Linked DNA regions of Mus musculus: regions 2, 3, 4, 5, 6 and 7 are each linked to region 1. A link is a loop called in an ENCODE intact Hi-C map of the cell type or tissue named here. Cell type or tissue: heart. All regions are shown on one strand.

The links. Peaks named below come from ENCODE experiments on the same cell type or tissue, not always from the same donor. Only the 100,000 strongest peaks of a DNase experiment are listed, where the experiment ranks them.
Region 2: it touches region 1 in a loop (7-fold over the local background); 15 of 42 quality-filtered maps call a loop at or near these places.
Region 3: a loop joins it to region 1, with 4 times the contacts of the local background. A loop is called at or near these places in 14 of 42 quality-filtered maps.
Region 4: a loop joins it to region 1, with 6 times the contacts of the local background. A loop is called at or near these places in 14 of 42 quality-filtered maps.
Region 5: a loop joins it to region 1, with 7 times the contacts of the local background. A loop is called at or near these places in 28 of 42 quality-filtered maps.
Region 6: it touches region 1 in a loop (5-fold over the local background); 18 of 42 quality-filtered maps call a loop at or near these places.
Region 7: a loop joins it to region 1, with 8 times the contacts of the local background. A loop is called at or near these places in 3 of 42 quality-filtered maps.

The regions. Positions count from the first base shown.
Region 1 is chr3:50,903,856-50,907,855 of GRCm38, forward strand. No RefSeq gene overlaps it. Among named protein-coding and RNA genes, the nearest start is that of Gm37548, 17 kb to the left of the region's middle. In heart, a CTCF peak has its summit at 2,313 (motif pointing left); a DNase peak (open chromatin) is centred at 2,306; H3K4me3 peaks cover 1,272 bases; H3K27ac peaks cover 1,037 bases.
Region 2 is chr3:51,119,760-51,123,759 of GRCm38, forward strand. No RefSeq gene overlaps it. Among named protein-coding and RNA genes, the nearest start is that of Gm35891, 7.2 kb to the right of the region's middle. In heart, a CTCF peak has its summit at 2,439 (motif pointing left); a DNase peak (open chromatin) is centred at 2,572.
Region 3 is chr3:51,168,429-51,172,428 of GRCm38, forward strand. No RefSeq gene overlaps it. Among named protein-coding and RNA genes, the nearest start is that of Gm35891, 41 kb to the left of the region's middle. In heart, no CTCF peak of the experiment used is centred here; a DNase peak (open chromatin) is centred at 1,983.
Region 4 is chr3:49,092,439-49,096,438 of GRCm38, forward strand. Gm31415 (a long non-coding RNA gene) reads left to right here. Exons shown (of 3, transcript XR_867196.2): 3 at 3,675-3,917. Among named protein-coding and RNA genes, the nearest start is that of Gm31415, 32 kb to the left of the region's middle. In heart, a CTCF peak has its summit at 1,543; no DNase peak of the experiment used is centred here.
Region 5 is chr3:50,302,150-50,306,149 of GRCm38, forward strand. No RefSeq gene overlaps it. Among named protein-coding and RNA genes, the nearest start is that of Slc7a11, 140 kb to the right of the region's middle. In heart, a CTCF peak has its summit at 2,163 (motif pointing right); no DNase peak of the experiment used is centred here; H3K27me3 peaks cover 200 bases.
Region 6 is chr3:50,379,349-50,383,348 of GRCm38, forward strand. It overlaps Slc7a11 (solute carrier family 7 (cationic amino acid transporter, y+ system), member 11), which reads right to left. Exons shown (of 12, transcript NM_011990.2): 8 at 2,527-2,630; 9 at 1,624-1,720. Among named protein-coding and RNA genes, the nearest start is that of Slc7a11, 62 kb to the right of the region's middle. In heart, a CTCF peak has its summit at 2,368 (motif pointing left); no DNase peak of the experiment used is centred here; H3K4me3 peaks cover 1,037 bases; H3K27ac peaks cover 707 bases.
Region 7 is chr3:49,260,717-49,264,716 of GRCm38, forward strand. No RefSeq gene overlaps it. Among named protein-coding and RNA genes, the nearest start is that of Gm20557, 82 kb to the right of the region's middle. In heart, no CTCF peak of the experiment used is centred here; no DNase peak of the experiment used is centred here.

The DNA of each region.
Region 1 (4,000 bases):
TTTTCAAGAGCTTATTGTCAAAAACAAGCTCTCACCTGGGCTGGTCAAGGGACAACGTCTCCAAACAACTTTGAAGCACTATGCCAAAGATAGCCAGGCAGTGTGGCACTAAGTTAGTGGCAATATCACAGCAGATGACCCAGTACTTCACTAAGATAACTGGTCTACCTGACATTGCATTTGGGGGGAATGTGCCTTTCACTAAGATTATAGTCATTTACCAACCAAGGAGATAAGGACTCATAACAGAATATGGAAAACTCCATTCTCCTGTCCCTTTTTGTAAGGTCTAGCATAACTAAGATGTATCTTTGGTATGGGAGTGGGGTAGGGGTAGTGAAAAACAAGAGGGCATGGTAGAAAAAAAATCTAGCACTAGCAATAGTGAGACTGGGGGGGGGTCCTTTATATGATAGTGCAACAATCAAGCCACACGCACACACACACACACACACAGAGAGAGAGAGAGAGAGAGAGAGAGAGAGATCATCTCCTTTGTGGACATAATGGTTACAGGAGTCTTTCACTGCCCAATAGAGTATCCATTGGCCATAGATAACTGTTGAACTTCACATTAATTCTAATTAAAAATTCAGCTCCTTAATTGCACTGGCCATGGTTCAGGTGCTAATGGCCACATGTGGTCCCTGCCCCCCCCCCGGTGTTGGACACAGCAGATGATAACCTCTCAGCCATTGCAGGAGGGTCTGCTACACTTCCCACCTCTAATGCATTCCACTCGAATGAGGCTCCCTGGCCCGTAGCTTCAATGGGAGCCTTTCTCAAGGCAAAGGAGAAAGCCTTAAAAAGCTGTGCGATAGAGAAAAGGAATCCACATGGCCCAAGAGACGCAGCCAGGCAGCCCAACCACAGCTTCCAACAGGAGCACGGAGACTCTCCACAGGAACCCTCGAAGAGGGCAGAGATGCCAGCGATTGGAGCATCTCCTGCCAAAACTGACAGCTCCTTTCCCACGGCCTGAGGGTTCACTGGAGAGTTACAAGGAGCAGAGCGAGTCCCTCATAATAATTAAAATGCAGGAAGAGGGTAGTCCTAGCACCCAGGGCCTGGGAAGCCAAGACTGCCAGCATGATTACATAATTGAACTGTCTCACCTTGCCCAGTCAAGTGAGATTCCAAGGAGGGTAATTAATCTTCCCGCTGCCTGTTAGTCCCTGCCCTGCTCAAAGTCAAGTTTCCCAACAAGAAGAGAAGAAAAGGGGAGGAGGAAGGAGCCAGGTAGTAACACCGAGGGGAAACTTTAATCTGGTCTTTGTGAACTCCCAACACAAAGGCAGAATTAACACTGTAATTGTATGCAAACATCAGAGAAACAAAAATGACTCCCCCCACCCCCACCCCCGCAAGAAACTCTGCCTCATGTCACCATGACCCTGCAAACTCAGAAAGAAAACAGTGTTGGAGACTAGAAAGAAAGGCAAGTGAACACCTCCAGCCTCGTGTGGTCTCACGTTAGTCATTAGCCAAAAGCAAATCCCAAGTGGGTGAAGGGCATGGTGATCGGTCACGGCGTGAGGGTTGAAATGGGGCTCGTTCACTGGACAAATATTTACTATGCACCTTCAACACCAGGCACTCACTCACTGTCCGGGAGCATAGGGAAGCCGCCCCTGAGCTGGTGGAGCTTGAGTTTCTCAGCTCAAAGGCTGGATTTGGTCTCAGTGTGACTTAGGGGTCCATTTCAAAGATGCAACTACTCCCCACAGAGCGATGGTTTGACTCCTCTGAAAGTGTCTCCATGGCTACAATCCCTAGAGAAGGGCCAGAACCATGGAAATTAAGAACCTAGTTTTGTACAAAAAGGAAAGGAGTAAGTAACTTTCTAGCCAAACTCCATGGAACTCCACAAAATCACGGGCCACACCGAGGGGCAGCCCACAGAAGGTCTGGGCTCTGCCTTGGAGGAAGCAATGTGGGAGACCTGGTATTTGACAACAACGCAAGAACGGTAAGCTGAGAAAGGCAAGGCAAACAAAAGTGGAAGGTATAATATATATACATATAATCATAATAATCTCACTGCATACCCACCACCACCCCTAAGCATGTATTTATGAACTGACGTGATATGGCCCAGAAAGTCTTAATACTACAATATTAAATCCCGTCCACGGGAGAAGCGAAGACGGCACATTATAACAAAGACAGTTGGGCTCTGCGTTGTTGGTTTTCTGGTGCTTGCTAATGTTCTGGTTTTTAGCTTTGCTCACGTAGATGTTATGTTCCTTTAAAGGGCTCCCTTCCTGCCAGACCGTTTTTTCAACCAAAGTGCAATGCTGCCCCCTCGTGGCTGAATGCCGTGAGCGCGCACGCAGAAACCCAGCCTTCGCAAAGCCGACTCTACCCGGATTTCATTTTGCCATTTTTCCCCGTCTTCCAAAGTGCAACTATTTCATCTTTAAAGATTCACCGCTCGGGGGTATTTTCTGGCTTACACGCTAATCAACACGTTATTTTCTTCTATAACAGGAACCGTGCTCTGGTTACTTAACGAGGGGGAGTTGTGGGTATGTGGCGGCTTTCTCCACTTTGTGCTTTATGAATTAAGTGATCTCCCCAGAGAAGCTCAGAAATCAGGCCTATTCCATGTAACCTTTAGAATCCTGACTGGGATTCTCACTGGGGAGGCGTTCCCAGAGAGCGCCAGCTCAAGGAGATCAATGCCTGACAGACCATCCCACTCCCAGACAAATGTATTTGATTTCAGTTCAACCTTCGATTCTCATACTGAAACCAAAAGCTCTGAAAATAGCAATGCAGGTGAAACACTGAGCTGGGGAAAGGCTCCTTCCCGGGTTGAGCGAAAGAAAACAACACTCCCAGCTTAAAGAACGGCAGCCTGCATGGAAACACTGTGTGGGGCAGGTGGAGAGCTAACAGGGCAGCTCGCTTCGCCACGATCTGGGTCCAGCCACCGACCCGTCCCTGTATTAACAACCTGAGAATATGTGGAAATGCAAAGACGAGGGTCATCCAGAGCTACTGAATGCTAAAATCTGCCTCTAGGTCTTAGAAGTCTGCACTTTGACCAAGGTCCCCCAATGGTTTATAGCACCCAGAACTTTGAAAACCACTGAGTAATATTTAATAAGAGTCTTAACCTCCATTAAGAAGATACTGTTATTCTGAGATTTTTCAAATATCACAAAGCTGCAGAATAACCAGAGTGGGGTGGGGAGGGAGGGAGAGGAGGAGGGGAGAGGGAGAGGGAGAGGGGAAGAGAGAGAGAGAGAGAGAGAGAGAGAGAGAGAGAGAGAGAGAGAGAGAGAGAGAGAGAGAGAGAGAGAGAGAGAGATTACTTTCCTTTGATTTCTATCAAATTAAAAAGATGTTGCCTGACAACCCAAGAGTCCAACCAGTAAACACCGATAACCATCAACAAAAGTCATGATCACCACTTGGCCATGGCTGATGAGAGTTATCAATGGGATCAGCAACCTCAATGATAATACTTTTGAAAGTCCCTAAGTACAAAATATAAACCAGCTCATTCTGTGGTAACATTCGCTGGATCTGAGGGTAGGAGAGCCTACAGATACCTGCAGAGCATTTTTTTTCCTTGAGAGTAAGAGACCTACCAAAGGTAACCAAGATAGAGGACTGAGAAGTAAGAAAGGCAGAGGGAGGGAAAGAGGAAGGGGAAGGGCAGGGGAGATGAAAGGAGACAAGGGGACCAGAAAAGAGAAGGGGGAGGAGAGAGGGAGAGAGGGGGGAGGAGAGAGGGAGAGAGGGGAGGGGAGGGGAGGGGAGGAGAGGAGAGGAGAGTTGAAAAGTTTCACACCCTTTCAGAGGCTGGGGGGATCCCCTGCTTCTCCAGGCTGGGGATCCCAGTAGAAACCTACCCTCCCCGACTTAATAACAGACTACCCTGGAAATCAAAACCTGCCTGGTCATCAAGAAAAACTAAACAACAGCTGCAGGGAAAGGTCTAGAAGCATGCGTGACTCTAGAAGAATGGCTTTTTGTTTTATTCGGGGGA
Region 2 (4,000 bases), 220 kb after region 1:
TATGGCCTAGACTGTTCTCCTCAGAGACCACTCCTTCCCAGGCTAGCTACACCTGTCTCCTTGATCCAGTTGTAGACCACAGATCTAGCCTCCATGTTCATCTATACAGGGTGACCTGCTTCTTGTTCTTCTGTATGCAGTAACCTCACCTCTCTATTCAACTCTCTATAATAAACATGTTAAGCTTCTAAGGTGTGGTGATCTCTCTAACAGAGGTCTCAGTCCACCTGGTCCCTGCTTTCCTGTGTGTCCAGATGTCTGCTTTTCCTTCATTCCCTCGCTGTCCAGGTTCAAGTCCCAGGAGCCATGCTAGGATACAGCAACTTATACACATAAAACAGAAGTAAAAATTAAAAAGTATTAGAAGTAACTTGCCACAAGCTGGAGACGTGTCTCGTGGGTAAACTGCTTGCTGGACCAACACAAGGACCTGAGTCTGGATAGCTAGAACATACCTAAAAAGTATGAGGTGTGACGCACGTGCCTATGATCCTGGTGCTAGGATACAGATAGGCAGAAGGACCCCAGGGCTTCCTGGCCAGCCAACTGAGCCAGGTGGTAAGCTCCAAGTTAAGTGAGAAACCATGTCTCAAGAGGTAAGGTGAAGAACATCAGAACACCAATGATACTGACCTCTGGCCTCCACACATACACACACATGTGCACAAACACACAAGTACACCACACACACACACACACAAATGTCTTGACACATTCTTCTTTGAAAATCTTGCCTTGATTTCTTTGAAAAGCTCCCAATTTGTCCCCATTTGGAGAATGAAGTATGATGCTGGTTATCCTAGTTGTTCAAGTCACAACTATTGGGAGCCTCTCTCTGTACCGGAAGCATCCGCGTGGAACAAGCAGGCTTCACAATCCCACACCTCCACAATGTGGAAATGAGCATGTTCTCGCCATGTCAGGCCGGCAGCCAGGCGCATGCCACTCACTCGTCAGGCAGGCACTGACCCCACTCCATCACAGTCGGCATGCCAAGAGCTGGGCATGGCAGAGTGGAGGTGACATGCAGGACACCTGCCCTTCCGCTTCTGTGCCAAGCAATCAGTGAGGATTCAGCTGTGAGCCACCACCGCAGACATGTCAAAGGAGCCGTAACTCAGCCGCAAATTAAGTGTAGGTATGTTAGCTGGTCTGTTACAGGCTTTTCTATTTTCCTCGTCTCACATTTTGCAATTGATAAACAAAGAGTTCGCCAATAAGGTGCCAAAAAGAACATCATAATCAGGAAGTTTCAGTGATTTTGTTGTATGCCACTACTAATAAAAGGATTGATAATGGAAATAAACTGGGAGGTAGAGGAATGAATGGCAATATATATATATATATATATATATATATACATATATATACATATATATATATATATACACACATATACATCATATACATCATATACATCATATACATATACATCATATACATATACATCATATACATCATATACATCATATACATATACATCATATACATATGCATATACATATACATATACATACACGCACACATAGATTTTTCTGATAATGTTCCATTTCTTTTTTCTTTTCTTTCTTTTCTTTTTTTTTTCTTTTTTTGGGGTATGTGTGTGTGTGTGTGTGTATGTGTGTGTATGTGTGTGTGTATGATACAGTCCAGGCTGTCCTCAATCTCAAAATGTAGCCAGAAAGGGCTTTGATTTCCTAGTCCTCTTGCCTCTGACTCCTGGATGCTTGTATTATAGGTTGGCTCGTTTTAGCACTTATTTTAATGTTCATGAGTCCTGCTTCTCAGGTAATACCAAGGGGAAGTTAAGAAGCAGAATCAAAATAAAAATAAATGTATCTCTGTCCCACCAACACATTATTGTCACACTGTCCAACAGGCAAATGTGTTTTAAATGAAAGATATTAGTCACTAGTTTTCCCTTAACATCTCTTCCAAGTGAAGGAGGTTTTTGGGAAGCTTGTCTTTCTAGCCTGTACATTCTGTCTCGGGCAATCAATGAGAAAACATTTTTTTGACAAGTCAAATGTCCATGATTAAGAGGAGAAACAGCCCTCTCTCTGCAGAATATATGACTTACTCCTTCTCGGTCCCTGAAGGTATCAGTCTGCGTTTCACTGCAGACGCAGCCCTGTGTCTTGGTCAGTGCACACATTAAAGGCTCCATCATCCTCTGCTACTTAAGAGAGAGATTTAACATTAGCTCGTGTTAGATGTAAAGGAACAACCTTCTCCATTGAAAGAGAAATTTTATTTCTCAGGGAGAAAAAATACTGCATGCAGTCACTCCGGTGCATTATGAACCTGCTACTGCGTGTGGAATTTATGGTCGAGGTCTCTTCTCTTTGGCAAGGATTCTTCACCTCTAAAGGCAGAATTAAAGATCTCAAAGCTGCCCCAAAAAAAGTTCCACGGACCTTTAGTGCCATCTAGTGCTCAAAGTCTGTCATGCCTCACCAATGGCTTCCTCTAGGAATTTGAAGAGATGGAGGCCCTGGCAGGGAAAACTCTGAGAGTTCTAAGTGGGCTTGGCAGTAAACAGCATTGGCCCACACCAGAACTGTTGTGCCTGAAAACAGTGTCCTGGATACATGACATTTCCACACTGGCTCCCATAAAGAGCTGCTACTGGATCTCATGGCTGCCCCCTGCTTAGTCATCTGCTGGAAGCAAGCTATCTAGAGTGGATGGTGTGTGTGTGTGTGTGTGTGTGTGTGTGTGTGTGTGTGTGTGTGTGTGTTGCATACACAAGAGGAGCCTGAAAATGTTCCATGCTGAGAGCCCTACACCATTCCAAGTGGCATCAGGAAGGGACACATGCAAAATCACCCCACATGACTTCTACATTTAGATCCTGGGGTCAATATCCTGCACTAGAGAGGCCTTCCTCCTCTGTACTCTGGTTATAAACAGAAGCCAGATGTAGGCTACATGAAAGTGAGGTTAATGGGTCTTTCTAAGGGCACCATGGACAGCAGCTTCTGTGGTTGGTGGCATGTGATCTAGATACTGCTACAGAGGTAGCATCTCTGTGTCATCGCTACTTGCCAAAAGCAGAGGAACAAAGCTGTCAGAGGCTTGAGGATTTAATCTATAACTTCCCTTCCTTTCCTACCAACCTCTGTTCTAGCTGCTGTCATTTTAAGAATCAGGTTTAAATGCTATGTCCCAAACCTGTGGCACTGTGGAATGGAGGTGTAAGTTATAAGGGGTTGGGCAGGAGGTTAGGTCACTGGGCACATGCCCTTGCAGATACTATTAGGACCCTGTGCTCTCTCCTTCTTGTTTCCAGGCTGGCGTGAGGCAGCCTGACCTCCTGTATCATGTGATCCCACCATGGCACGGTGTGAGGACACAAGCCCAAAACAAAAGTGACCATGGATGGAAAGCATGCCCACAAGTCAACCCTTTTCCTTAGACATCCTTTTGTCGTCTTCTTCTTCTTCTTCTTCTTCTTCTTCTTCTTCTTCTTCTTCTTCTTCTTCTTCTTCTTCTTCCTTTTTTTTTTTTTTTTTTTTTGAGACAGGGTTTCTCTGTATAGCCCTGGCTGTCCTGGAACTCACTTTGTAGACCAGGCTAGTCTCGAACTCAGAAATCTGCCTGCCTGCCTCTGCCTCCCAAGTGCTGGGATTAAAGGCATGCGCCAACACTGCCCTGCTCCTTTTGTCTTCTTATACAGTATCTAAAAGCTGGCTAACACTTTGTCCCTAAACTTTAAGGGGAAGGTCAGATGGGAACAGATGGGAAGATGGTACATCAGTCTTTTGTATCTGTGAGGAAGAGAGTTGGCGATGATGGGAAACCATTGTTGGCATTGCAAGGTTCAGAACACCCAGGATATAAAACTCAAGCCACGGGTATCTTGGAGACGCTCTCAGGATCAGGCCAGCAGCTGAGTGTGGTCACAAGTACCTCCCCTACTTCCTTCGGTGCAAAGACAGCGCATCCAGCAGTCATGGCTCTCTTTCATTCTGTGCCCTATTTTTAAATATCTCTTGGT
Region 3 (4,000 bases), 260 kb after region 1:
CCAGCCTGGTCCACAGAGCAAGTTCCGGGACAGCCAGGTTTGTTTTAGAAAAAAAGAAAACTGGATAATGGCCTATGGAGGGCTGGACATGATGCCCATAATACAGGTCAGGAAGACCATGAGTCTAAGACGAGTCTAGGCCACATAATGGATTCAAGAGCAGCCTGGGTCTAGTGAGTTCCAAGCCAATGTGGGCTACTGAGTAAATCCCTGATTCAAAGACTCCAAAAGAGGGGTACTAAGAGGACCAGCTGAGCTGGATTAGGGTGCCATTCCTGGGCCTTCATCTAACCTTAATTACCCCCTAAATGGCCTATTTAGGGATGAAGGCATAGCTAGAGATTAAGCCTATAGAGTCTCAATTTTTCTATCATGGTACACTCAAGCCTGAGCCTGTTGTTAAATACTATCACCGTGGCAGCCAGGCAGTGTTGGCCCACACTGTGAATCCCAGCACTCAGGAGACAGAGGCAGGCATCTTTGTGAGTCCAAGGCAGCCATAGCTACATAGAGAAACTCTATCTCAGGAAAAAAAGGCGGGGAGGGGGCAGTAAACTTTGTGGACTGGAGAGATGTCTCGGTAATTAAAAGCACTGTCTGCTTTCAATCCAGAGGACCAAGGTTCAATTCCCAGCAACCACATGGAAGCTGACAACTGTCTGTAACTCCACTTCCAGGGATCTGACGCCCTCACACCTATTCACATAAATCATTTTTTAAAAAAATGCTGTTGCATTGGCAGTTAGAGCTTCAACGCACAGGTTTTGAGAGACAGTTCAATCCCTAACAGTGACACGCCTTCACGGGATACAATGACATCACCAGGCGGCAAGACACGGTGAGCACAGGGGGCCCTTCTCATTTTCCTGTTTCCTGTCATACCCGCTATCGCTGGAGGCTTTTATCCCGAGTACGTTGGCAGGGCCTGCATATGCATGTGTATCTGTGTGTGGTACAAGCTCCGAGGCCTTGTAACAGAGATGATGTATCCCCACTGAAGAGAAATGACAGTCCGAATGAGGAGAAGAAGCCAATTTGTCACTTAATGCAGAGCCTGATTGTGCTGCAGCAGGAGCCTCACACCGAGATTGATTACAAACAAGATGACATTTCCCTGCGGGCCGCCTCACGCATTATTATAAATAAATACCACTCGCTTTAGCATCTGCATGGCCATCGATCGAGAACACATTCTTCTGTGCCTTGGGTTCACAGTAAATATCCCGGGGACCACGACGGCCTTTCTTCAATGTGTAAAAGCAGCGTGGCCTCACATGGGACAGTTTCATAAAGTGGGGACTGTCACACAGTCCATGAGAAAAGAAAGCACACACGGAGGCGAACTGACCCTAGGAGTTCATTTCCGAGAAAACTTAGCCTTAAACTGTGGTGGGGCTTTGTTCCAAAGGCTTCGGCAGCTGGACAAAGGCGCGGAAACCTGTGAGCCCAACACTCCAGACGATCCCGGACTCCACAGTGAGACCTTGCCTCTAAGGAGAAGAAGAAGAACACACAGTCTATAGCCCCTCAACAGCTGTTTGGGGGTTGTTTGGAAGTTTGCTTTTTTTAATCATTTTTTTGTGTGCGTGTTTCACATCAGCCCAAGAGAATCAGTTGTGATCTGGGAGTCTTTCCTGAAAAAAAATCACAGTGGAATTTTCGAGATGGAAATAAATCTGTTAAATTTCGAATATCTCTTTTGCCCTTGCCCTGACTGCTCCAAATCTGTCATCTTATGAGTTTCAAATAAATAAGTTATTTTAACCAGCAAAATATAGAGTGACTGTTTTCTATTTATTTCTTTACGCTTTGCTTCGGTGCAAGGGTGAATTTGATCTGCCTGCGGAAATTTTTTTTTTTTCATTTCAGTATCTCTCCACTCATTTTCTATATTCCCCTCCACCTCCTTTTGAAGCTTTTCTATCTGCTCCATCTTTCCCTCCTACATAAACCACGAGTTTGGCATGTTTCTGGCGTGACGTGAGTGCCCCCTGCTGTCAACGATGGTGAACAGCTCCGCAACCAGGCAGGTTCAGACCAATACCGCAGATGGAGAAAAAAACACTACATCCCTGGGCAAACACTGGTAGGATTGTTAAAATGAATAATTTATTAAATCGCGATTGTTTATTGACATCCCTTTCATTATTTACTTCTCAGTTATTAAACATACTCGTGGAGTGCCTGGGTGTTAGCCCTTGGCCCACTCCAACGCTTTTTCCCAGGCAGGGATGGAGCCAGCCCCGTGATTCTCTCTATCCAAGACATTTTCGATCTCTTTTGTCAGGTCGGGGTCAAACTACAGTTGTTCCATGATGACTTTATCAATTCTCAGCTGATAGACTCTAAATGAAAAACTGCCCGCTGCTGCCTCGCCGCCACTTAAGAAGGGGGTTATCTGGGTAATATTCTGTCAATCAGGCAGGGTCTGCGACAGACACCGGGAGTCAAGTGAAATAGGAGGAGAAGATGATTTCAATGTTTTTATTAGTCATTGTCCCCCACATCAAAGACTAGCTGACAGCCATCCCTGTCTGTCCTTCCAAGTCAAAAAGATAAGGGAAGGAAGCCACGCATGGACATTTGAGGGCATGCTCCATTCTGAAGGAAATCAGCAAGTCTGTGTCTTACAGAACGATACCCGTCAGCCCTCACAATGGGGTGGGTCCAGGTCAAAAGCACCAGGCTCCAATGGGAGGAGCATGTCCCAAAAAGAAAAGCTCTAACCCCAGACTTGAAGATACATGCTAGTCTGCACCCGGGAGAGGCCTTGGCTTTTAAGGACAAACTCAAGTTTCCCGGTGGTTTGTTCTCATACAATATATTCGGGTGGCACTTCTCCCTTCTCCCAACTCCTCCTCATTTTTAACAATGCAGGAGTTCAGAAAGGTGTATGTGTAGTATCGATAGATAGATAGATAGATAGATAGATAGATAGATAGATAGATAGATAGATAGATAATGAATAAATGAACCTCAAGGCCAAAAAAAAAAAAAGTGAAAGTTAACAAATTTCACTCTAAAACCCCAAATCTTAAAACAAAGAAGTGATGGTGAGATGGGTCAGTGGGTCAAAGTGTTCACCCTGCATGCCTCGAGATTCCACACTGAAAGGAACAAACCAGCTTCGCTGGCTTCCACACTCAAGCCCACATCCCCTCACACGGTGGAGTACGCCTTTAATCCCAGCACTCAGGAGGCAGAGGCAGGCGGATTTCTGAGTTCAAGGCCAGCCTGATCTACAAAGTGAGTTCCAGGACAGCCAGGACTTTTCAGAGAAACCCTGTCTCAAAAAACCAAATAAATATAAATAAATAAATAAATGAATAAATAAGAGAAAGGCTAATTGATCATGATTGTTATTAGTACACATAGCATAAGTCTCCTCTCCCCCTCCCTCCCTCCTTCCCCTCCCCCTCTCCCCCCTCTCCTCTCTCCCTCCCCTCTCCCCTTTCCCCTCCCCCCTCCCCACTCTCCTCTCTCCCTCCCCTCTCCCCTTTCCCCTCCCCCCTCCCCACTCTCCCTCTCCCCTCCCTCTCCCCCTCCCCTCCCTCTCCCCCTCCCCTCCCTCTCCCCCTCCCCTCCCCTTCCCCCTCTCCTCCCTCTTGTCTTCTCTCCCCTCTCCCCTCTCCCCTCTCCTCTCTCCCCTCTCCCCCACCTCATAAAATAAGTAGCTTGATTCATTTTCCAAAAACTCATTAGAAATCTGCATTGGGTGGGAAAATCACATTATCAGATGTTTTAAAAATAACAATAAATAACATTAGAAATATCATCAAATTATATTCCCTTTGTCACATTAAGTTAAATATGACATTTTTCTCTCACCGCTCTGGGTATTTGAAGGCTCTGTGCTCAGAAAGCACAGAGAAGACGCAGAACAGGGCCAGGACCAAGGCCAGGGCCAGAGTTTTCTGATGAGCACATATGTTCAGCCTGCAGTCCTCCAACTACGTGCACCTATGATGACTAGGAACAGGGGCCAACATCTTCGTAAGGA
Region 4 (4,000 bases), 1.8 Mb before region 1:
ATATATATATATATCAAGACATTTTAAGTCAATAATTGATACTTTAATATTACTTAAAATTTCAAGTTCAGATTTATTCTTTAACCTGAAATGAATGGTAGGAGAATATCTTCACTAAAGAGACTGGACATTGCACAATACTGAAATTAGATTACGACAGTCATTTGACAAGTGTTTCATTACAATTTACTCTTGCAGTATTTAGGTACATTTTACAATAAAAATAACAAAATCCTAATTTCTACATAATTACTACTGTTGTCTTTATACTTATATTTATGTTTTATGTGCTTTTGGGTTTTTGTTTGTTTGGTTTGTTTCATCAAAAAGTAGTGAATTATGTAACACTGTAAACCATTTACTGTAATGGTAAATTTGATGTGTGTACTTGTGTGTGCTATGACACTCACTTAATGGTCAATCCCAATCTTAATATTGCTGTGAAGGCATCCTTTATTAATTAATTTTACTGTGGTAGGGATCAAACCCTGATCCTTTGTGGGCCTTGTATAAACAAATCTTCTACCCCTGAGCTACACACGTAGACCAAGTGTGCCTCTCAGAGGGGTAAACATGAAATAAGACATATTACCTCCTAACATGAGGATGCACTTAGTCTAATTGATTGAGGACTTTAAAAGGTACCTTAGCGCTTTGACTAGAGCCTCAGCATTAAGTATTCCCTGATGTCTTCATCCTTTCAGTCTCTCTGGAATATTCTGAACTTATGAACCCCATAACATCCATCATAAATTACTTCTTTTCAGCCTGCATTATGTCTTTCTGTACGTATATGCATGTATATGTCCACACATACACCTATATCCCCACACAATCCTACACACTTACATTATCTTTGTTTAGAGAACGTAATTACCAAGGACGAGTTCATGCATGTACACAAGTTGGTCAGACTGTGGTCATAGTGGTATTTAAGAAAGCATAATTGTTTAAATTATCTCTTTCATTGTAGCAGCAAATATTGGAAATTCATAACTTTATTGTACCAGGCACAAAATAGTACAAATGATACAAATATGGTTGTAACATATGCTTATAACATTGCAAAGGATACTCTATGGATTTTAGCGCATTTTCATATGATTATTAATGAACATTTAAAGGAGGCTGCAGCCACAGTCAAAGGTTTGAAAAGGAGAAATTAAATTTAAATTTAAAAAGAAGAATCTTAGTGTAACACCAGCTATATTTTAAACAAGACGTAATGTATGCCTTGGAAGAAGGTAAACCCCCACTCTATTTTTTTCAAGGTAAATATTCTGTACACATTGATAATTTATATTTTTGGCCTGAACAGCTGTTGTTTAATCATTGTTTTTGCAGTAGTGCAAATGCAAAACATATTTTACCTTAATTAACTCATTAAGAGGAAAATAGCCAAAAACATCAGGCTTCTGAGAACACTGATTCTAAGCACATCACCAGGAATAGAATAGTACCTTGTTCTCTTTACAGCTGTGTTATAGCTCCCCGAATAATTCAATTAAAGGACGGCACCGAAGCACAGCAATACATGCAGTTCTGCGATCCAGTCTCTAGAGGGCTCTGCACATCACTTTTTCAGTCAGCCTGATTGCAGCAAACTAAACCTAAAGCAGATAGATACTCTGCAGCCAGTAAATGCAGCAGCCACTGTGCAGGGAGCTCAGAGAAACCCTTCTTTAAAAATTTTGTCTCATTTGCATACGTGTTTTAAGAAGCAAAACGTAAGTGCTTAGGTAGAGCCAACAGATAAAGGAAATAAAAAGGTCCATTTTTTACGTGTACGTGGAAGATCTTTCCTTCCTCTGATTTTCTCTCTGTCTCTGACCAACACTATGTGTGCTACACTGTTTCCTACATGCATCTGGTATTTGTAATTCTGCCAGAATTATTTATGATAGACGATGTTTAATTCAAGACAACAAATATTTCATTGATTTTTTTTTTAAACATTTCAGGATGAAAAGACAGATAAATGCCAGTGCTGTCATTCAGAAGGAACTTGTCTGGAATGCAGGATACACGCTGATTCATAATCTCCCAGTGTTCAGCTCCCACGGGCATTCTCACATGTAATCAAGTTGCTATACATCCTGAGAATATGACTCACAGAAAAAAGTCATTCTTCACTCAGGCTTAAATCTTGATGCTGACAAAGAAAACACAACCTTGTCTGGGAGACTGCAGTATCTATGAGATTTAACTGAATATACATCAAAATGGATGCCCCTCTCCTACTCAGAATTCTCAGTGAAAACAAGTCATGCTCTATTGTGGAAATTTCAAACCAAATACTTCTCATGCTCAAATAGAGCAAACTAGATGTTGATCAGTTTTGGGCATATAGCCTCTCAGGCTAGGGCAAAGTTCTCACCAGGTTCTGTGCTACTTGGCAATGTACCACTAGATATTTATCATGGAGTTACTAATGTAGAATAATACAGAATCTGTGATTAAATATTCCTTTGGTTAGTAGAGCTAGAGTCTCTGATAAGCTATCTGCTAAGAATAGGACATATACCAACGTATGGAATTCTGTACACCTAGGTGGTTCGATACATCATTAATGTACCACGATAGTGATATAGTTATAGGTAAAGGAAAATGAGGAATATTCTTCAATGTTGAATGATTTTTTAAAGGATCAAAGCAGTCTATGCTCAAGCAGACTATGTCCAGACCCTTGAAACATATAGTCCAACATTCTTCATGCCAAACTGACCTAAAACCTTACAGAGGCATTACCATTAAGCAACCATGTTACCTAGTTTCAGGTCCTGAAGTAGAAGATGTCAAAGCTAAATGACTCAGTACATTGCTTTTCTGTTTGTTTGCTTTATTTTGTTTTGTTTTGCTTTTTTCTGTAGCAGGGGAATTTATCGTGATCACCTATGATCAATTAAGTAAAAATCTCTTTGGGTGTGAGTCTCTGCATCTCTTCCCATGGGCTTCTGGGTGGAGCCTTTCTTTGCTAGACCAAAAGTAGACTCAAGCTCAAATACATAATTTCTGGCGGAGGTTACCCATGATGCAGTTGCAGCAGTGCACTGCATCTGGACTTCACCAGTCACCATGAGCGACACTGCAGTCACTGATCCTCCAGTGCTGTAATATCCAAAGACAAGAACGCAGTGTCTCTATACGATTTTCTGATTGTAGCTGTTTAATTGTGGAAAACAAAGACAATATTTTTCAAACACTATTACTCCACATATAAATATCAGATTACCGTATGCTGTAATTGTGTGGTATCAGAATGTTTGATATTAAAATTTGGTGTTTGAGTTTCTGACTTAAGCGTCTTAAGAAAATTAAAATGGAATTTTGCCTTGGGATTAAGATAACATTTGCTATAATTTCTGAAGTCACCCTAATAACATAGCCACTTTTACCATGTATTTATAAGAATCAGCATTCTCAGAATTGACAGTTATGAAAGCAAAATATCAATCTATCCCAAAATATTGACAGCTCTCTAGAACCCAAAGTATCAAATAGTTACACAAAATTAACTTTCATTTAAAATTTAATAATTATGTCTATTACATGAATGTACAGATTGCTTTTACCAGAAGATTAAAGGGAGATAACAAATAATGGTTTATAATTACTTTTATGATTAGTCATGACTGTTAGTAAGGATCTCATTTATATGGCTTTTCTTTTTACAGGACTATGCACTCAAGATCACAGGAATTACTTTGCTAAAGGTATGAGAAGTGGAAGATGTTTGAGAAGCTCTGATCTATAAGAAGGGTACTTATGAGCTCATGGGGTGAGACTTCAACAAAAGCAAAACAACATCAACAATAAAACACCGTGAAAACCTATTAAAGGCATTGTGCACCCGGTGAACATTCTACAGAATGCCTGCCCTGGAGTCTGCTGTTACACGTGCCGTTGCATGGTTACAGGTAACTGCTAGATTGGCATTTCTTTTACATCTTTCTTTTATTAATCATCTAGAAATAATGCCTTTGAAACATAACATTTGTAT
Region 5 (4,000 bases), 600 kb before region 1:
TTTAACATCCCCACCCTCCACTCTTACATGAAAGATTGCTCAACATCCTCACAGAAACTTTCACGTTCCTTAAATACAGGACCAAGAACATTGGTTCTCGTTTTTTATTTAATAGATGATAGATAGATGATATAAATACATACATGGATACATAGATAGATACATAGATAGGCACACAGATAGATGATAGATGGATGTGGATAGATAGATAATGATGATGTTAATGATCATGATGATAGATACATACACACATGATAGATGACAGATTAAAAGAGAAGTGATATATGTATAATAGGTAGATGATAGAAAATAGATATGTAGATGAGTAGATGCATGATAGATGATATAGTTTAGATAGAAAATGATAGATGACTGATCATATGTAGATAGCTAATAGATGATAAATTATAGATGGTATATAAACACAGATTATAGATAGATAATAGAGAGATTGTAGATATATCTTGCTGAGCAAGTTAACAAATGCAGGCACACTACTTTACTTTTTCCATTGCTTCTTGCCGACAACCATCAATCAATCTGTGACCACCAGGTAATCTGTACTCCATCCATCCCCCCTCCTATATATCCCGCAGCCCTCCCTGTCCCTGAACCCCTACAATGAACTCTCACTTGGAGTACTGCCACATTTGTTATCTTATCTTGCCACTCTCCTGTCACACGCCCACTGCAGCCAGTGAAACCCTTAAACATCTAACCACAGCTCCTTGCTTCTACCGTGAACCTGACTCTCATTGTTCTAAAGCTCGGGCAGCTGCCACATGAACTTTGATCTTGGTGGATAATGAGTATGAGTTTGTTGAATGAACACCTGGGGGATCTGCTTTATAATGTTCAGTATTTCCTGCATCCTCCTAGCTCCTTCGGATTCTTTTATCATCTAGTGTTTGATTGTTTACTGTGGAGCAGCAAGTCAAATCCAGGGCTTCCCGTGTGTTAGGCAAGTGTTTCCCTCTAGAGCTCTACCCCAACACTAAAAGCCTGAAAACTCTCTACATGGTGGAAATAGAAAAATGAGACAAATCAGCAACTCAGCATCTTGTGAGCTCAAAGCAACAGCTTTTGTTTTAGATTCACCTGTAGGTGTGATTTGCTTTCGATTCAGGCCTTTAGAATATGGAAATAGTTCTCATCATAATAGCCTGCTCCATGGCCCAGGGACCCAGATGACAACTTTACCAATTGCTTAAGAGACCCATTTCAGTCCTAAAGGCAGAAAAAATTTGCAGCACTCAACTATCTAGAAACCAACGAAGATCCAAATTTAATTGATAACCTAAAGTACAATTTGTTGTTCAGTAAAGACAGTGGCCTTTCTCGGGGCTCCTGGAATCAGAGTAGCTCAGCATCAGGCACCCCAAATCTGGGATCATTTCCCTTCCTGGAATCATGTTTGTTGTATGTATTTTCATGATCTAGAGTCTTTTGGTTCCTTTACATTTTGTTAGCATTCTGTCGTATTCCGTTCACACAGAGATCAGCACTTCCATGAAATGTCTGAGTAGCCAGATCTAGGACATATTTTAGGTACATGACCTGAAATGTAAGCAGTCTATTTTGGTCACAAAGTCAAAACAATAACACTTGGTACTTGAACATGTTTATGTGAATGTTGACCCCTGGAAGACATTACCCTTAGGATGTGATATCTCTGCGTACGATGCTTGCCTGATCACTTGTATAAAGGAACGTCAGCTCTTTAGAATGCTTGCTCCACAAGGACAGCATGTCACATCCATTGTGCATAAATCCTGAGCAAAGAATAGGCTGGCCACATTAAAGGCTATTTATCTGCAATGCTACTAAACAGCCAGAGATCCCTTGCTGAAGGCGGGGAGGAAGATTGACTGCACACACGGTGCTCTCACTGCTGAGTCCATCATCAAAGAATTCTTCTTATGGGTTGGAACTCACATCTGAAAATTGACTGTGAGTGCTCAGCCCTCTGTTATAGTGACCTAGGTAAGACCTATGCTTCCCACGCGTGAAGCATTTTCTATAATGCACTTCAGAAAGGACTATTTACTCTTGCCTCTTTCAGTGAAGGAACTGATGGTGACCAAAATATATTCCTGCATTTCAGAGCTTAAGGAAGAAGGGCTTGGCCTGCTGCTGGTTCTGATGGGCATAGCAATTATATTGCTTGCCTGTAGGTGGCACCAGTTGGCTGCTACTACCCTGGAATGGTCCATCCTCAAGGCCATCACAGAACGTCAACAGAAGCATCTACCACCAGGATAAGAAGAGGAGCTCAAGTCTTGTTCAAAACTGTGCCTCTCTTGACTAATGCGTTTCCCAGGACCTTGATTAAAGACATCCTCCAGCCCTCTTGGGACCAAGTAAAGGGAGGACAGTTTGAATGTTATTTTACCTCAGAAGATGTCCTTCTCTAATAAACTGCATATTTTGTAGGACACCTAGCATCTCAGCTTTCTTATCCAAAGCCACGATTGAATCTAGCCTCTAGTCAAGAACTAAGCCTCCATGATATGACTCCCTCCTACCACTCTGGCTAAAACTTCCATTGTGAAATCTCAGAAAAAAACTAACTCTCTTGTAAAGTTGGACACTGAAATATGACCAAGGTCAATCGTGCTTAGAAATCACTATTATTCTTACACATAGCTTCCATTTTTGTTATAAATGAAAAGAATTCTCTCCAGCTAGCTTTCACAATGCTACTGACTCTCTCTGACACGTTGGGATCTGCCCACTAGTTAAAAGCCTGAAGGTGATGAGATAGTCGAAGAACAGTCTCAAGATGAGCTGATTTTCCCTTACATGGTTGGCCTATACATTAATTTCTTTACCCATCACTATGATAAAACTCTCAATTAAGAAATAAGGAGTGAGCATTTATTTCAGCCCAGGATCTAAGGAGATAAGTTCACATAAGAGAAAGCATGCTGACAGGTGGCTATACGGTGGCCAGCATATAAGCCTGACAATTGTTAAGTCTTCTACTCTTAATTTGCAGCAGAGAGAGAGAGAGAATATAATATCTAAGAGCAATCATGGAACAACTTCTATGGGTAGATGCTACTTCTTGGTCTTTACAAGGCATCTCAAAGCAACAAAATCAGCAAGGGACCAAGTGTTCATACTATTTCATATTTAAACCAGAGTTCCCTAAGAAACAGGAACAAAGTTTTTTCCGGTCAGAAAATATACCCATCAAAGAAGAAAGGGCATACTCTGATATTCCCAAGCATAGATAAAACTTACACATGTTTTATAGCCCACTGATCAGCAAAGGAGGACAGGTGTTTTCAGATTTGAAACACTTGAAATCCCTTTGTCATGAGTAGTAGTCGATGTGATATCATTGAACAAAGCTGAAAAAGAAAAATGCAGTTGGCTTCTTGGAGCCATGCAGACTGGCACAGCAATGGGGAGATGGGCCATGCATCTAAGTCATTCTCTGTTTCAGGAATCACTCATAGGACCTGACTCTGAGGTTCAGGATCCCTCATGTTTGTATTCATTGTCACATTTATGAGATAGCACCAGCAGGGCACAGATTAATTTGACAACATTGATACTAATCACTGAGAAAAGCTTTTTAACTATGCAGAAGTTTAAAGAAGCTGAGAGCATGGAGATTCCTAATGATGTTAGCATTCCTGAAGTTTTGTCTTGGTAGCACTGAAGAATTTTGAGATAATAAACTTAATTACTCACTTTCCAGTTGTTTATTGTTCTCAGGATATCCCTCTGAAACCCCATAAATCTTTAATCTGTGTAATGACAGTGGTGACATAGTTTTCCCAAATGCCTTGCCTCCAATAGCTATTTTACTCCAAGGGCACCTTTTATTTCAGAGACCACAGTCAGACCTTATTTAATCTTCCCTTTCCCTGCCACATGCATGGGTTCCCAGAGAATCATGAGGGGCCACGGTGTCCCTTCCCAGTCTAAAATCCCTCCCTCACACTCACGTCTCACGCCATTTCTCCTACAGTTTCAGGACTTAGATGCA
Region 6 (4,000 bases), 520 kb before region 1:
TGTTCTTATGCTGCAACAAAGCCTCCTTTGGAGGATGCTGTCAGGAGCCCCATTTCAGCCAGAATTTTGTAAGAATTTGCTGTTTCGTTCCTTTGTCGGTTCCCTTTTCCTTGGAAAGGAGACAACGTATTTTATGTTGTTTTGCTTTTGTGTGGAACGGTGTCTGTCCATCTCGACACAGGTGCACATGTGTATAAATGCAGGGATATTTGTAAATGCATGTGGAAGCCAGAAGACAATTTCTACCTTGGGAGACAGGGTCTCTCATTGGCCTAGATTGGCCATGCAGGCTAGGCTGACTGGCCAGTGAACTCTGGGGAGCCTCCTGTCTCTGCCTACCAAGCACTGGGATTATGAATGCAAGTTACTATGCCACTATTGGTTCTGAGGGACTAAACTCAAGTTCTCGTGCTTGCAAGACTAGCAGCGTGTATAGGTACACCTTACTTGAGACACTATGTTTTCAAAGAATAAAAAAGAAAAAAAAATCCAATCACTCAAAATCATGCAGAATCAATTAGAAAATTTCCAATCATAAATATTAAATGTAGATAACTGGGGAACTCTAAGAAAGCTCTGAAGTGATTTATGAAGTGCTCTTGGGACCCACACACAGGCAACGACCATGTAACGGTGAATCTCTTAGCTCCTGAACGCACAGCATTGACCTCTTCCTACTCCAGGTCAGTTCTCCCCTTGTGCTGACTGCATGTGACCCTCAAGACCAGGAAAGAATAAACATAGAGAAGAAGAACATCAGAGCAGGACTCTGCAGCTGATAAAAGCCAAGGACAGCATGAACGATAGCAGAGGCGTCACACGCAAGCCGTCTTCATGGAATAATACATCCTGTTCCCACAAGTGACGTTAGCTTCCAGACTGTGCACAGAGTGCACAAAAGAAATTTCAAGGAAACATTCTGAAAGAAATTAAATGCATGGAGAAGGAAAAAAAAAATCCAGGGTCCCCTTGACAGCAGATTCTGGTTAAGAAAAAAAAATGTTACTAAAATCAGAGGGGGGGGGGATGACTATAGCATTGCTGATGGGTATTTGAGGGCTCTTACACCTTTTGTATCCCACATTTCACAAATATTGTCCCCATCCTAGAGAATTCCACAGTTTGCATTTAGGGGTTTTCTTTCTTCTAAGGTTTGCTCTCACAGGTCTCAGTTACTCTTGGAGAACCATTTCTCTGCTTGGTGTTTTATCATCTATGCTTTGAATTACGTTGTATGGCAGGAGCCAGGAGGAGACAATGGATAATTTTTGCACAGTCTGCTTTCAGCTGAACTCTGAGTCTGGAGTTTAGATTGTAACCTTGTGGGTTTTTCTTTTTCTTTCCTTTGAGGTTCTCGGCCAAGGAGAGAAACCACAGCCTTCATTTCCCTTCACACCTTACAAATTTCTGCAAAGGTGAAACGGAACTAAGGTGGGTCATATCCCAGGGCATCCAATACACATCAAAAGCACGCCATGGAAGCAAGCCATTGCAACATCTCTGGCCTCCCAGAAAATGATACATGGAGCACCAACTGAGTGGTGAATCGGGATGTCAGGTTTATTCCCTCCTTCCTAACCGTTTTGTGAGGTTGTATCTACATTACTTGTTAATATGCATTACCAAAACAATAACAGCTGGCAGAGGAGTGTGCTTGTGGACATGAATCATAGAGAGGATTTCCGGAAGGTGCCCTTCTCGAGATGCGACGTAGAATAACCTGCGGGGAGAAAAACGGTGAAGTTGACTATAGAATCAATCATTCAAATGGGTAACATTCTTAAATCCCCGAAGCAATATGGACGAATCTTCCTCATGCTAGGCATCTTGACATTTCTTATCTGGTCATTTGAGTTGTGCTTTGGAAACAAAGGGCAGATTTCATCATAAGTCTCTTTTCAGGACATACAGTGTCTGGGAAATATCTTATATCACTCCGAGGAAAAACAATAGCAATATTGCACTGAGTGGAGTTCTCCCTATACTTGAGTAGCTGCTGGCAAATTCAGTGCTAGATTGCTAGTGTCAGTCCAAGCTAGCACTCATTCAGTGCACAGGTACACACATGTACATGCATGTTGTGTTAACATTTCTCTAATTTAAACTGTAACATAGACCAAAAAAAAAAAAAAAAAAAAAAAGATTTTTTTGTGCCATCTAACTAAGGAAAAAAAATGGTTACCGATGGTGGAGTGGTGATTTCTGCTTTCAATTTTACTCTTTTTCGTGGCACCTTCAGGAAAACAAAAGACTTTATCGCTAGAAATAAAGGCCGTTATAAGACCCTGTAGACTCACTCTTTTTAAAAATGCAGCATGCCTGGCTCAGAGTGGGCTATGTGTAGACACGCAGCGCCCTCTACTGGACAGAATGAAACCTGCTTCACTGGAATCTACGAGGAACTCGCATATCCCTTTAAAAACAACAGGTTCGGAGGAACTATTGCTTTTCTCTTTAAAAGTTATCCTTATCACATCCAATCTCTAAAACAAAAATGTGTTTCTGAAAATACATGAACTCCCTCACCTGGAGACAGCGAACACACCACCGTTCATGGAGCCGAAGCAGGAGAGGGCAACAAAGATCGGGACTGCTAATGAGAATTTTCCCAGCAGCCGCTCAGAGAAGGTCTGAGGAAGGAAAGAACGGAACAAATTAATGCTTTCCCCGAAAGTGGAATAAAATGAAACAATTTAGGCCAAACTTGCTCTTTGACTTTCTATTAGCCTGGTGCTACGTGAATGTTTTATAATCCTTCTTTTTCGTTAGGGTCAAACTGACTCCACAAGACAATCACCAGCAGCGGGTACCACGGCATTCCTTGTCTCAGACCTGTGGGCAAAGGTCTAAGCAGTCGCCTTCTCTGTCCCTCCAAAGCAACGATCCGTTTACTGACTCTTTATCAACTATCGCCTCCGATAAGAGGAAGGGGCTCAGTTCGGAAATTCTACATTTAGAGACAGAAATTGTTCTGCACAATCCCAGAAAGCCACCTTTGTATGAAGAGGTATAGATACACACTGGCGAGTGTTTCGGGTACTTGTTTCACATACCAACCTCAGTTCGGGAGGATAAATCAAAACAATAGACAAGTTGACCATTTCATCACAGGAGTGAGCCACTCTGGAGGTTCTTTACCGGGTAAGCCCTACCAGCTGAACCTGTTTATGGAGTCAGCCCTCCCCCACCCTAGGAGGCCATCATTTCCTTCCAGGGTTTCCTGTAAAAGGCTAGAACAAAATTCCAATCCTGACAAGCGACAGAAACTATAAATAAATGAAATAAATGGTAGACAAAGTTCTAAGCTTTCCTCCTAGGCTGTCATGGGGGTAGTCTTGCACATTTGTATAAAGGATGCTGTTTGTTGTTGTTGTTGTTGTTAATATAAGATTTTTTTTTCATTGTCCTTGATGCAGCTGGTGTTATGCAATTAGCAGACCCCATTATGCTTTCCACAAATTAGTGCTGCCCTTTGCCTAGAAACGTGAGGCAACCGACCAGACACCGGAAGCTTTGTCCATTTCACTGCCTGACAGCACTGCAGTGGACAAAGCCCTCAGACACTGGTTCACAGGACAGGAGTTAACCGTTCCCTGTGGGTGTTGCTGATAGGAAGTGATACCATGTGAAAAGGAACTGCCCCTTGGTGGATGGGAGTGTCACTGCATGTTGTTAAGTTTTCACCCTTCCTGGCTTTGAGTTAATGAGTGAATTCTTTCGAGTTAAAATTCTGAACAAACCCATATTAACATTTTACTCCAGTTGTTGCTCTGATGGGTGAGCGGGGAGTGAGTGTGTGGGTGGAAGAGCACACTCATAGAGACAAAGGGGAGGGGGAATGGGATGGGGGCGTTGTGGAGAGAGACCAGGAAGGGAGACAACTTTTGAAATGTAAATAAATAAAATAACCAATAAAAAAAAGATATATCAGAAAAAAAAATCTGAACAAACACAAGTATGTGTTTCAGAAAAAGCAGTCTCATGACATGGTCTTTGGAAA
Region 7 (4,000 bases), 1.6 Mb before region 1:
CAAAACATTAACTATTAAGTATAAATATATTTAAATTATATATAGCATTTGCTTGCCAGAGTCCTGTATCTTTCTTTATTCCTTGCTTAATCGGTTGGTTTTGTATCTTTTTTTCAGATTGTATATTTTACTACAGTTATGAAAGCTTTAACCATCTTTAGAGACAAGTGGTTAAAGCTGTTTCTAGAGAGCTCTTTATTCTTTTATTATTCTAAAAGTTGTATAAAATATAAATAGTAGATGCTAAATACATTTAAGTTTAAAACAATGGCACTGATCTTTACTGTCCATAAGTTACTCTTCAGTGTACAGTTTGCAGTTAAGGAAGCAAATAAATAAATACACATTGAAATTTAATATAAAAGAAATATTGAAGCTGAGGAGGAGGGCAACCCCGTAGGAGGGCCAGGAGTCTCAACATGGACCTCTGAGATCTCTCAGACACTGGATCACCAACCAGGCAACTGATATGAGGGCCCCGATACTTATATTTCAGAGGACTGCTGGGTCTGGGTTCAGTCAGAGAAGATGCACCTAACCCTCAAGAAACTGGAGGCCCTAAGGAGTTTAGAGGTCTGGTGGAGTGTGGGGTGTGGGATGTGGGTGGGTGGGGATATCCTCTTTAAGACAGGGATACAGGGAAGACTTATAAGCTGTGGAACAGATGGAGGGTGGACTGGGAGGGGAATCAATTCTGGAATGTAAAAAAAATGAATAAATAAATAAATGAAAAGAAAAAATAAATGTTGAGTATGGTAAACATTAGGAATATTTAGTAAAGAACGAATTAATTTTTTTAAATCTACTTTAAATTCATGCAAATCTCTATAAAATGTGTGTTTCTTTGGTTTGCTCAGACTGACTCCAAGACTGTCCTGTAAGCATAGTCAAGCTGTTTCCTCAGGATTCTTTCTGTTAAGATTTCAGCACATGGGGATCTATCATGTCTTGAGATGTAAACTTCTTTGTGGATCCTGTATATGCTACCTAAATGTTCCGCCTGAATTCAGGCTATGTCACAAAACTCTTTTAATAGACTCACTGTTACACACACAATACAAACTCAATGCAAGTTAATGGTGTTTTTTTCTTAATGTCTGCATTTATCTGGAGAATGAAATATTAAAATTTAATCATGTAAATAGTCTAGAACTGTTTTCGTGCTCTGTCCTCACTGTGCAGAGAATTTAAGAGAATAAAAGACATGCTAGTACTTTTTTCTGATTATTGCACATCATTCTTGCTGATGCTATTCCTGCTATTTTTAAAATATGTTGACTAATAATACTGCGTTTCCTCCATAAGTGTTGTGAAAAATCAACAGAAAGGACTCTCTGAAGATGAATTATGTGGCCGAGGTCTTCAGCTAAGTAAGCTAAATAAATACTGCATAGAAAGAAGGCATCCAAGTCAGCCATACACATTCTTAAAACGGCCAATACAAATATGCAGAAGGATGTGAGAGATTTATTGCTCCAGTTCTACTTCTCTGTGTTGCCCTCAATCTCTGCTTCATCCTAATGTCTGTCTGAAAAGTTCTTTTAACTAGCACTCTCATACATTTTCATTAACTGATTTCTAAGAGTAGACCTGAGTTATCTGTATTAGCCATTTATTTCATTCATTTGAGTTTTAAAGATTTTAAATTATCTCAAAATTTATCATGATGAAATATATGTGACAATTGCATTTCTGAATATGTTCAGTGCCTTATTATTATCACATAAGAATGGCAAATACATTTACATTAATTATAATTGTGGTGCATGAATGATTTAATAAATACTACTATTGCTTTATGGTTTTATATCCTTTAAATAATTAAAGAGTTTTTGTTATAATTGCTATTGGGAAATATTTTGTGACTTTACATTGATATATTTCCCTATTTTCAGAAGGGAACACGATACCATTGTTCAATGGCTATTACTCACAGTGGGCTCTTTCCCTGCACCAGTGAGAGAATCTAATGCTGACAGTGGCCATATTAAGGGTTATTCAGAACAATTATACACTGATGGAGGATAGCTAATTTTCACTCAAAACAAAATGAATTTCAAATTTGATTCAGATACATAGGTATTTCAATTCTTTTTCTTTGCCAAATTTTTATACTTACAACTTGTCATAAAACCACAGGAGTGTGAAAATGCTGAAATAATTCAAAATCATTATATCATCTGACACCGGGGATTGAGCCAGGCAAGCTTGGTAAAGCATTGTGCTTCCCAATCCCAGTTAGAACTGGACTTGGTGGAACAAAGCTGGACATGAATGCAAGACTGTTTTCTGTTTCGAAGAACACATGTAGTGTGAGTTATGGGCACATATTGCAACAATGACATTGTATTTTCATAGAAATATGCATACAGAGAAGCAGATGCTAGCGTATGACTTTATACTTTGAAGGGAAAGTAATCTGTCCTACTAGGGAGAAGTTTACACAGCTTTAAATGACCTTGGGAGGGGGGTGGGACTTGGCAGAGAGCAGACGCGATATGTGAAGGACTGAGCATGATGGTAACAAAAGTGCTTGTCTAGGAAGGAACTTGGCTGCATGCATCGATCACAGCAGCAACTGAACAATGAAAAGGACAAAAACTGTGTACTTTATCTGACTTTTGCTGGAGGAATTTACATAATCATATTGTAAGCCTAGTAAGAAATTCAATATACCCTTTTATCCAATTTATAAAAATAATCAAAAGTTGGTGTCTTATCGTTCCAGGCATGTTCCATATATACAAGCTAATCTCTATTACTTTAGTTTCACAAATAACTACATAAGACAACATTTTCAAGTTAAATATATATTAATTTATTCATCCATTGAATTGTTTGTGTATCTTTGTGTTTTTGTGCCCTTTCATGTATATGCACTTTTATGTACAATGCATATGTGGTTACACATGCCTATCAAGGTGAGATGGCAGGGAAGTGTGCATTTCATGTCTCAGAAGCCTTTCTATGAGGGAGAATCCCTGTTGGCCTGGATCTTGCTAGCATATTTGACTCCTTGGCCCAAGAGCACAGGAAGTATACCTGCCACTGAACCCCTCCTATCTGTGATTCTAAACATGGTACTCTATGTGGTTACACTTACTGTTATTTTCTAATCACTAGTTCTTAAGATGGCAAACACAATATTAGGGTTAGCTATGATGTTTTCTTAAATACTTTATATTTTTGCTCCTTTTTCCCATTGCTCCCCCACCCACCTGCCTACATCCTGATGATAGGCTTTTCATTTCCTTCATTCCACTGAAATGGTTCATGACACTCCTTTACTCTCCAAAATCTTTTTAGGGTTCCAGCATGAATCACTGACAGGACCCAGGGACTCTGCCACTAGCAAAGGGGCTGAGAGCAGTCGATGGCTAGAAGAGCATGGAGAGAAACTTTTCTTTGAGTTTGTGGGCACCTGCAGTTTGTCCGTGCCCATATACTTATAGAAAGCGCAAAGTGACCTGAGACAGTTATAGTTTTTAAAGGGGAAAGAGAGACGGGGAGGGAAGAAGGAAGGGAGGGCTCTATATCCTGTTCCATTGCTCAACATGAATGACCTATCCCTGGCACAACAATGTCATTGCTGCTGTTGTCACTATGAGTGTATAGTATTTATTTGAGTTAAATTTTACTGATATTTCCAGATCATTTTTACTGCTTAGAATTACTTTGTCTTTTCAGATAATTTGTGTATCTCTTTAGGAATGCTTTCTCTACCTCTATGAAGAATGTCTTTAGAGATTTGATGGTGATTAACTTCCTTCTGAAGACTACTTTTAGTAACAGTCAATTTTCATATTTTTTATTTCTGTTTGTCATGAGTGCTGAAGGTCCTACCATCTTTTGGTGGGTCTTTCTTAATGTTTTCATTATAAACATTTTTTTACCTCCTTGGTCGGTATTTCTAGGAACTTTATTATTTGAATGGGATATTTTTCTACATTTGCATATATGTGTGTGTGTGTGTGTGTGTGTTCCATCCATCCTACTGATT